Linked DNA regions of Mus musculus: region 2 is linked to region 1. Evidence: chromatin loops called from intact Hi-C (ENCODE). Cell type or tissue: heart. All regions are shown on one strand. Each heading gives the region's core, and the rest is flanking DNA. Links, peaks and the distances in the headings are about the cores only. Region 1 has its middle 440 kb from the start of Mir6344. Region 2 overlaps Rhbdd1 (rhomboid domain containing 1).

The links. Hi-C counts contacts between places; a loop is a spot of excess contacts. Peaks named below come from ENCODE experiments on the same cell type or tissue, not always from the same donor. Only the 100,000 strongest peaks of a DNase experiment are listed, where the experiment ranks them.
Region 2: it touches region 1 in a loop (4-fold over the local background); 5 of 42 quality-filtered maps call a loop at or near these places.

The regions. Positions count from the first base shown.
Region 1 is chr1:81,685,595-81,690,981 of GRCm38, reverse strand. No RefSeq gene overlaps it. Among named protein-coding and RNA genes, the nearest start is that of Mir6344, 440 kb to the left of the region's middle. In heart, for the core only: a CTCF peak has its summit at 2,073 (motif pointing left); no DNase peak of the experiment used is centred there.
Region 2 is chr1:82,437,901-82,443,287 of GRCm38, reverse strand. Rhbdd1 (rhomboid domain containing 1) reads right to left here. Exons shown (of 7, transcript NM_029777.3): 7 at 1-425. The coding sequence ends at 334. Among named protein-coding and RNA genes, the nearest start is that of Gm46095, 69 kb to the right of the region's middle. In heart, for the core only: no CTCF peak of the experiment used is centred there; a DNase peak (open chromatin) is centred at 2,967.

The sequences.
Region 1 (5,387 bases), core at 112-5,111:
CAAAGGTTAGAGTTTGGACAGACCTATGCCAGATGCTAATGAAACATCCCTGGGTTATCACGTGCTTCTGTTGGATTACACTGGAAGCTAACTTCATTTTGTCACTCTATCTGCATCACACTTCATAGTGCATTACATATATTCAACAGTATATGATGGTAACTTCATATTGGAACTAAATTTAATCATGTGACAATCCCTGTTCCCAACAAAAACAAATATTCTCTTGGGTCCCACTTCTCTTCCTACCAGTATATGTTTGCATCCAGTGGTTCTCACTGCCATCCTCACACTGGACTTTAGGATGACAATGGTCAAATTGATTATGGATTTATATAGGCTCATATCACTCACTAAATTATGTCTGCTTCCAATGCAGCTATAGGGTTTATTCAACTCTGTTGTATTCTGTGGGGTCAGGAATCATTGAGGTCTCAATAAATTAAAATGAGGAATGATGACAATTTAACTCCCTCTAGATTTAAATAATTTTTGCATCGACATTATTAACGAAACCGTATTCTGTGCTCTATCTTCTCTTTTCTGTCATTTTATCATCTTCCTATGTCTGTTTCATGGCTCTCCTCTAGTGAAACTACCATCTTCCTGTTCCCATTGAAAATGCAATAGGGACCTAGAGTTGGAAATCTGAGTTTTAACATTTATTCACCTCATGAACTTTAGAAATTTTCTTAACATCTCCAAGTCATGAGACAAGTTGAGAAGAGATTCTTTATCTTAGTGATGAAGGTGAAGGATGAAGATCAGATACAATTATCTTATCCAATTTCTAACTTCAAAACTTTATTATCTTACTTTCTATTACTATTTTCTTACCATTGTCCATTTTAAGCCAAAAGTCATAATAAAGTTTTAAAAATCATCCTTAAGACTCATATGAATAAAAACACCCTTAAGTATGAGGAAGTCAATACTACTTCAGTTCTGCCTGAGACCACATGGTTAATTTGTCTACTCAAGGGGTTGACTTGCAGATTCTCTGGGTGGTAGACCAAAGCTGTATTTTCTGATCTGTTCCTTATCAGTAATAAAATTAACATTTTAGTCCTTTAAAACTATTTTTCCATTGTTTTTCAGATATGGAAGAGGAAAATGCATTAGTATATATTAAAGATGCTATAACTACTCTAATCATTGTTACCTATTGAATGTTGAGTATTTTACCTGGAGTAGTGGTATGATAGTTTCTAGTTATTTTATCTTCCCAGAATGAATTATTATTGGGAACCTCATTTAAACAGATAAAGATAGGTTCAGAGTTTCTAAATCAGACCTAAAAGTTAGACTACCTGGGAGGGAGGAATAGCAATATCTTTATTTACTGCAAGGAGGCTTATTTTCATTGAAAGCTTGAGGGGCTTTCAAGCCTTCAAGTGTGCCATAAGCAAAGTATTGATGCTTTGTCTGGAACTGTGAGGAGTCTGAGATTTGCCTATTGTGAGCTGATGGGTTAACCTTCTTTGGTCTCCCCAATGCTGACAGAAAATAGGGGAAGGCATTATTTCAATAAGCAGAAACAACAAGAATGTCAGAATTTTCTTTGCCCAGTGTCTTAAGCCTCAGTTTACATATGGAGATACGTTACAGGAGATCCACTTGATGTCTTCATAAGCAGTAGGTTACATTAGAGAAGATCTTGGGCTGTGTTCCAGAGGAAGACCATCTCTGTATATTTCTAGACTGGTGGATTGACCAACATCCTTGCAAAAAAACATCCTGGAACAAAAGCCATCAGTATTTCCACTTACCAGATGTGTGGAAACATAAACACACCAATGAGCCTTTTGTTAAAATAAGAAAGATTATGATATTTTAAGTGAGTACAGTTTAAGCAAGGGTTGAGATAGAGGAAACAACGGAAAACAGAGAAAGAATCAAGTTTTGTGTAGGAGGCCAAATCAACAAAGAATAATGTCTTGTGGCTGGAGAGATTGTTCAGTGGTTAGGAATACTTGCTGTTCTTGTAGGAGACCCTAATTCTTTCTCCAGCATCCACATCTATTCATAACTTCAGTTCCAGGAGATTTGATGCCCTCTTCTGGCTCTCCTGAAGCACTAGGGATAAACATGGGACAAATACAATGTAAGCAAGCAAAAACACTCGTATACATAAAACAAAAATAAGGAATAAATTTAGTTAAGCTTTATGGAACATGTTTCTGGAGAGGTAGCTGGCTGTTAAGAGGCCTAGCTGCTGTTGCAGAGGATGTGAGTTAAGTTCCCAACACCCATATTAGATGACTAATAACTATCCATAACCACAGACCCAGAAGATCTGACCCTCTCTTCTGGACTCTGTGGACCCCTGAATACACATGCACCTACAGAGAGACAGATAACCAAATATTTTTTTGAAAGAATGTTTCTATTCAATACATAAGAGTGATGGATGTGAGAAGCTTTGACAGTTGAATTTAGCTCCTTTCATTAAACCTTCCAGAATAAGTTACCATGGAAATAAGGCCAAGGCTAAGTATCTTAAGAGTCCATGACCCGAAATGTATACCTCAATGAAAAGGTCTGATGCATATGTGGGTTTATAGTAGTTGCCTGGCAATTTAGTGTAATAGGTACACCATTTCTTAGAGCTAAATCACATCAGGAATTTTTTTAAATAAAATTATGAGTGGTGGGAAGCAATCAGAAAAATGCATAACATCAATATCAATGTAATTATTGTTACTCTGTTAAATTAATGATCTTCAAGAAATTCCAGCAGAGAAGGTAAACCAAGACTTGTGAGTTATCTCTTTGCATGTCTCTGTCTGTCTCTGCATCTATTTCTGTGTCTCTCTGACTCTGTCTCTGCCTCTCTCTTTCTCTCCTTCCCTCTTTTCACCTCTTCTTTCCCAATCCATTTCCCCCCCAATATGAAACAAAAGTACACAAAGACTAATTGAAACTAATCAGCCTTTTCTACATATGGTTTTTTTTTTTTTTTTGAAGGTATGATTTAGAAACATATCCACTTTCAATTTCACTTCACTGGTAAGGTACTTTTGATTTCTGCTTTCTTTACATCTTCTTATCTTTTCCCTACCCTGGGCCAAAAGCATTGCAAATACACATTAATATGTACCACCTATAATATTACTCTTCAGGAGAGGGAGGTATATTAGGAGGCTGGATAAATTCTCCAGGCCCACATTCTACACCTAGAATACCTGTGTGCCTTCTGTAAAGCCTGGGAGACTGCTGGGCTCCAGGGGTCTCCTTTGGGTGCCACTAGCCCCCAGTGTCTTATACAATGGAAGTGTTATTTGGATTTGGAAGTTTCTTGGGTATTTCAGAAGTGGTAAGACTTCCAGCAGTTTCTCTGATGTCATGTAGCTTTCAAACATTTTGTTACAAATTCTTAAATAGTGAAGGAGAGGCAGATGAAAACATCTGTATTTTTTTCAGCACTCCAAAAAGTTTCAGCTTCTTTGGAAACATCCAAGTAGGCAATAGAGGAGATAAACAAATAAGTTCACTTGGTTGTCTTTGAATCATAGATCCTCCTAGGTGTACCATGCCTGTGGTTTTATTACAAAGTATAAATTAAAATTCAACTTGGTTTGAGTATTATTTTATAAAGATTTATTTAATTTGTGTGTATTGTGTGTGTATGTATGTATGTATGTATGTATGTATGTATGTATGTATGTGTCTGTGTGTCCTTTCTTGTATTGGGGGTTTCCGCAGAGACTAGAAGAGGGCTTTTCATACCAGAGAAGTGGAGTTCCAGGTGAGCTGCCTGATGGGGGTGGTGTAGGCAGAGCTCTGGTTTCTCAAAATGACAGCAAGCATGCTTAACCTTTGCAGCATCTCCTGGCCTGAAATTTGGGTAGCCTTGAGAATTATAAAAGTAGTAACATAAATAGATGGCATGTATAGGTTAAGCTTAGTAGCTAAGAGGAAACAATGAATGTAAAGTAATTGTATTATAGAGATGAAAATCTTTGTCCAAAGGTGACAGACACACACATATTAAATTTCTTTTTCAAATAAAACTATGCTCTTATTAATACTCTCATATTTTAAATAATTTTTTTAGAAAAAATCTAGATATACTATGTTTGGTAAGTAACCTTTGAATCTAAGATAAGTCAGTTCAGTTTTGTCCTATTGTAATCGGAGGCTGAGGCACGGAGATTTTTGTCCCCTAGGAGCCTGTCTTTTTATTAGGAAGAGAGGCCCCTTGGTCTTGCAAACTTTATATGCCTCAGTACAGGGGAATGCCAGGGCCAAGAAGGGGGAATGGGTCGGTAGGGGAGCAGGGTGGGGGGAGGGCATAGGGGACTTTCTGGATAGCATTTGAAATGGAAATGAAGAAAATATCTAATAAAAATTTTGAAAAAAAAACCAAACAAATAAAAGTAAATTATATTTTCCTTCTAAGAGAAAGTAAATTTTCTTATGAAAAAAAAATCTATTTTTGTCCTGGATAGCATTTCACAGAAGATTTAGAATCATACTGCACTTACCAGAGTTAGGGTGGAAGGAAAAAAATGTACATCACACGTCTGAAATTAAAAGATGAGATGAGGTAAGATGGTGAATTATGGCTTCATACTACTGAACCAAACCTTTGCCCACTTTACCTGCGCTGCACTGGAATTCCACTCCTGCAAGGAAGACCCTCTTCTCCCTACCAGAAGCTTGAGAACCACGTCAGTACAGATTCCATTGGAGAATTAGTGGCAGCTTTCCATAGGGAAGAACTTTACTCCAACACATCAACAACCATTCCTTATGTCTTGAGTGTCCTTGGGTTGAGCAAATCAAGACAAAAAGAAAAGGTCTGTTCAAGGCACAACAAAGAGTAAGAGGACAAGACAGCTGTGATCATGGACAGTAGGGATGTTTTCTGTGTGATGATGCGTCCTACAGCAAAGGAGCGGGAGGAAGACATACTGTCTTTTAGTTTTCTTGCTTGACTGACTCAGCTCTAGACTGTTTAATTTAGAGAGGGAAGCACCAGAGAGCATTCACCATGCAAGAAAAAGATGTTCTAGGCTGTAAATACCATCCTGCTAATGGCAGAGTGAGGTAGACTTATTTATTTAGGCGGAATGGTCATCTCTCTCTTTGCACCTCCTATGTCTCTTCTTTTACTTTGTTCTGTTTCTGCTCTCCTCTCCTTCCTCACTACTTGTTGGATGGAAACTGCTGGAAATGCACACAATCAAAACAATGGCGATTAAACCAGAAAATGCTAGTCTGCCTAAATTCTCACTGGGAACAGAGATGACAATAAATGTATCGTGACTATCTTTCTTCCATCTTTTTCCTTTGGTGGACTTCTTCATCTTTTTTTTTTTTTTTTTGGGGGGGGCAAAAAAAATTACATGTGTGTGACATTGATTTTATTATGTGTATTGGGC
Region 2 (5,387 bases), core at 209-5,208, 750 kb before region 1:
GGCCCAGGCTTTACCGCAGTGTGGATAAGCCACTGAGTCTGGAGGGAAGGAGAAAAGTGGAAATTGGTCCCATCTGAAGAGGTGACCTTTGGTTTAGGAGCGATCACGGGGCTAGACAGGCCACTCTGGGAAGGCTGTGGGCTTCCTGGGACATGTCAGCTGGGCTTGTGCATCTGGGCACACAGGGGCCATGGAGTACTTGTTCATGGCAGACAAGAGTGACCTGCAACAGTAACCCTGTGCTCTTCTTTTGTTTAAAACCAATTAGGGGCTTGGGGAGTTAAGTGAACGGGCTCCAATCGCACAGCTGGACTTCCCCTGCATGGTGCCATATCACTGGCCATCAAATCTGTGAAGACGCTGTCTCCTCATTTCTTCTGGTGGGAGCCGGAACCCATATGGCATTGGACCATTTCTGGTATTTCCTGCAAAGAGAAGGCAAACAAGGGAAATGACACACTGCCTATCCATTGTTCTGACATTTACAAGGCGCTGTGCTCCATAGGATACCAAGAAGAGAAAACCAGCTGTTTTGGTGTCATCTTTATTACAACGTTAAAAAGACACATAACACAGAGATTTCAACTCTAGCTGTTAATACTAATTTCGACACAGAGTAAAAGTTTTTAGCGTGGTTCGGTCCATGAGCTTAACTTGATTCAGTCTCAGTCCACGCTGACTTTGTTGTTCTACCATGCTCCATGATATCCATCGTGTCTTAAGGGCTGCTTTCATTTTTTTTTTTTTTTTAACGACCAACTCAACTAACTCCTCCATAGCCGACTCCTATCTATGCTGGCTGGCCTCCCCTTTCCTCCCTGTAAACTGCTGGTACTGCCAGTCTGGGCATCAGAAGCACACCTGGCTGAGACACTTGAGTCCTACCTCTCTGGAGGTGAAGGGTGGTACACACAATGGAGATCAGGAGCAGAGTTAACTGACCCAGTGGCAGTGTGACACAATGTCTCAAGCCAATAGCCTATAGCAACTCATTACACCCTGTGTCCCTCCCCTACCAAACACACACACTTTGCTAGCTGACACACACAATATAAGCACAATAACTACATGTCACATGACTGAGAGGGAGGCTCTTCAGGCTGTAGACATAGAATACAGTCAATGAGTGTCGAAGCACGTCAGCTGGTATGTGGAGGCATGGTCTGAAAGACACATGCTCCTTGATCTTAAACCCTCATGGTTTATCCAGCGGAGGATATGAAAGTGCTATACCTTTTCACTCCTGGATCTGTGAGCCCTACTAACTGGCTATGAATCTTTCTCTCATCTCCTGTACCTCCAGAGTCTCATTCCCTCTTCCAACTTTAGGTCAGCCCTGAAGTCCTCCCCTAATACCAACTTTTTAGCGGTCAGCCATTCTCTGTTAAATTGTCTTCATTCAATAGCTGCCACATTCTGCCAGATAGTGTTGGCATCTGTGCGCACCTCTGCTCTCTCCTATCAGGGACAGAGGCTCTTGAGGTGATAGGGGACATCTCTGATACTTCTCACCCCTCAGAACCCGGATCAGTCCTAAATACATAGCTGCTGTCAAATAAGCAGGGTCTTAATAGCACTTGCTTATGATTTCCAGGGCGATGTTGTGGCTAGACATCATCCACCACAACTGAGGGCTGACGTGGCTGATTCAGGGAGCAAAGGCTTTGGACTCTCTGGCCAGATGGCAGGGTTCTTAAGAGGGACAAGTGTGCCCTCTGAATGAGCAAGTGGGCATGCACTCAACCCTTGGGCATGTGATCCTTCCTGCTTATTCTCCACAAGTGGGTGTTTTTCAAAGACATCTCATTTATGTTCAAGCTGACAAAGCCGGGGATGGGGTGGGGACTATCACAGCTATAGTGAGGTATAAGAGAAATCGGGGAAATTGATGTCTGAAATCAGGGGTTGAAGAGTCAGTTCAATCCATGACTGGAATTTCAGTTGTCAAAGAGAAGTTCACAAGAGGAAGTCAAGACACTTGTATGATTTTGTGTCTGTATTGTTCCAGGGATGCCAATGCTTACTTCTAATGGTCCTTCCTCTCCTGTAGAGATACTAAGACCATTGTCTTAAGCCTGTGCATTACATCTTGACGTGAACAACCAAAGCGACTAGGAAAGGCCGTGTACCCATCTCATCCCTGACAATGATCCTTTACTTCATGGCCTTTTAGTACAGCAGAACATATGTCACTGTCTTAACCTAGACCAAAGATGACAGAGAATAAACACACTTAGGAACTTTCACCATCAACAGTTTATGAATCTTCAGGATTTAAAGTTTCACAGGATACAGTTTTGCAGTCTTTACAGAGGGATTTGTCTTTGTTCAAAAGGGTGCATTTTTGAAATGGCAAATACATGAATCAAATCAACACCACTTTATTGCTTAAAATTGCTTTGTGTAATCAGATCCAAATCCTACTTTGCTGTTTATGGCTGCTTTTTAACAAGGAATTCTTAATTGCACTTATGAACACAGGCCAATCAGTCTTTGACAGCGCACTGCACATGGAAAAGGACCCAGAATGAGCTGTGGGAGAATCGGGAGCAGCTTCAACGTGGCAGAGCTGCCACCAGGCCATAGGCCACAAACCAGAGCAAGTGGGAAGTTCTTCAAGGAAACCAGTGTTCTCTGTTGTATTTCTATGGGAGGATCCATAATTGCCTTTGGGAGGACTAATGTTTTCATGACAGAAAGAAGAAGCAAAGAGTTAGCGGGCAGAGGATGAGGGTTCCACAGGTGCAGTGCCCTCCCCTCCCCTCCCCTCCCCTCCCCTTCCCTCTCCCCCTCTCTCTAGACTCATTTGCAGGGCATTCAAGGATAACCAAGGCTTAGCCAACAGAAGAAATGTCACACACTGACTAGAGAACTCCCAACCCTATCCACTCAGAGGTATGAAAGTCACTCCATTTATTTATAGAGCCCTTTCAAGGGCTCGTGTTTCACTCAGCTTTTGTTCCCAATCTTGTCATTCCAGTTCCACTGATGGGCCAATTAAAAGACAGTGACATGTTAGCAAGACAACTCAGGTCACTTGGCCAGTACAGATGGGAGCCATGCTGGAGCCAAAGTTTTCTGACCTCTTACAACCTACCCAACTGCCATCACTTCTGAACCACTGAACCCCATGCCTTCTCACCATGTCTGACCTGCTTCCCTTCATGGATATGTGGACGCACTGCTATGTGAACACAGAGGAACAGGGAGTCCAGTCTAAGCCCACAACACTCATAAGCCCTAGTTAATATCAAAGACACAGGTCTAAAATACCACCTCGTGTTTCATTAAGTTCCAATACAAACCAGAGTAGTTTGGTTCTATAAGAACACCACAGTGCTATAGTTCCTATCAGCACTACAGTATCAACTCAGGCCTCACGTTCTGTGTAGTTTTAAAAGTCCTTCAAACTCAATTTCTGGTAACTACCCTCCTATCTGAATTACTTATTTCAGGATCCACACACTGTTCCACTCCTGACAATATTTAGTTTTTAAAGCAGCTTTCAAATGTAAATAAATCTCTGATATTCTAAGAGGAATTTTAAGTCAGGTGTTACTTATCCATCTGCTGCTTGCTGTGTGTGCTGCGGGTCAGCACGGTGCCGGGACAAGGCTCTGGTCCACTCTGCCATCCAGTCCCTTCCTTTGCATTGATTTTTAAGCACGATTCTGTGGTTTCCAACCACCTACATAATCTACTACTGTTCTCTCTGTTCAGGGACCTGCGGGCATGTCTCAAAGCATCTCAGTCTCTGGTATAAGCTCACATTTCTTAGGGATAAGCACAGGGCCTGGGCTTGCTTCATATGGGTGGAAGACGTCTCCAGTTTCATAAAGGGAACTTGCTAGTGGAGATTCAGAGCTGGTTGCCTGGGTCTGTCTGGGATTCATGGACATGCCCCACCTAAGACACTTCATGAAGCAGGCCCTGGTTGGTTCCTGTATGAGGGGAGCTGCTGACCAAGGGGGCTGTTGGCCTTCCACTGCTCTGGAATATAACAGGCCGACAAGATCCTTTCTCTTTCATATCAATACAGTAATCATACAGCTGTTCTCAACATGAGGGCCGTGAACTGCATATCAGATATCCTGCATATCAGTTTGCTCCATTACAATACCAGTAGCAAACGTACAGTTAAGGAAGTAGTAACAAAGTCATCTATGGATGGAGCCACCACGATGTGAGGATCCGTGTTAAAGGCCACACTGGGAAGGTTGATGATTTATAGCTACAGAAGCTTCCCTTATGTTGGTCTTAGTTTCCCAGTTTATGAAATGGGATGGTGAGGGTGGCTTCCTTGGGAGACTTCTCAGAGCAATGGACGGTGCATATACATTACTTAACAGCATGTAATAACCGCTTGTCAAATCCCTGATACCATCAGGAATCATACATAATGTCTGTGTTTGAAGAGAACTGATGCCATACACAAAATAAAATCTCAAGATTAGTTAACTTTAAATAATTAAAAACCATATTAACTTATCCTTTGTGCATCGATGTCTTGCCTGCATACATGCCCGTGTATGAGTGGGGTACCTCTAGAACTGCAGTTACAGATAGTTGTGAGTTGCCATGTGGGTGTTGGGAATTGAACCTGGGTCCTCTGGACAAGTAGCTAGTACTCTAACCACTGAGACATCTGTCCATCCTCAATTAGTAACTTCTTAATGAAAGAGTCCAGTTGTGTTTGGGAGTGCTTGTAGCAGTGATTTGTAGATGTATGGAGCTATTAGCTAGTAAACTTTGCTTTCTAAGAAATGAATAGCAAGAGGTAACTAACATACATCACTGAGCAGTACATTTTTGGAAGATGGAGGAGCCTTGGGGCTGTTGGGAAAGTCCAAGTGTCCTGTATGGACCTTTCTTCCATTTAGTTAAATCACACATTGACCATTTATAGGCCCGAATGAAATGGTCCGGCTCTGAAGAGCCTGGCAAAGAATATTAGTATTTATGAGACTCACCCCATGTCCCTGTAAATGGAGGTCAGACCCCAATCTTACTCAGAGAAAGAGTAGGCATGCTTCAAAGAGCCTCAGGAACACTGCTCAGTTTAAGATGACTTCGCTAGATTACAGCACCAGTAGTGAGTTCATACAATTTATTGATCTGTGGTTCTTGATGGAAAAATTTCAGTTTTCTACCCTTATGTATAATGCAGTAACCTGTCTATTTTATGGCTAAAGGAAGGGAAGCAATTTTCTCCGGATCAAAATTGCTGAAGAGGCTTGTGAGTTGACTGCCATTCCCCTACTAGTCACCACTGGTGTAAACAGGGGTGTTTAGTTTGCTGGAGTGCACAGATCTGCACATGAGCCAAGCACTCACGCCATTCAAATTATACTACTGTGAAGTCACGGGATGGGATCATATCTTTTCCT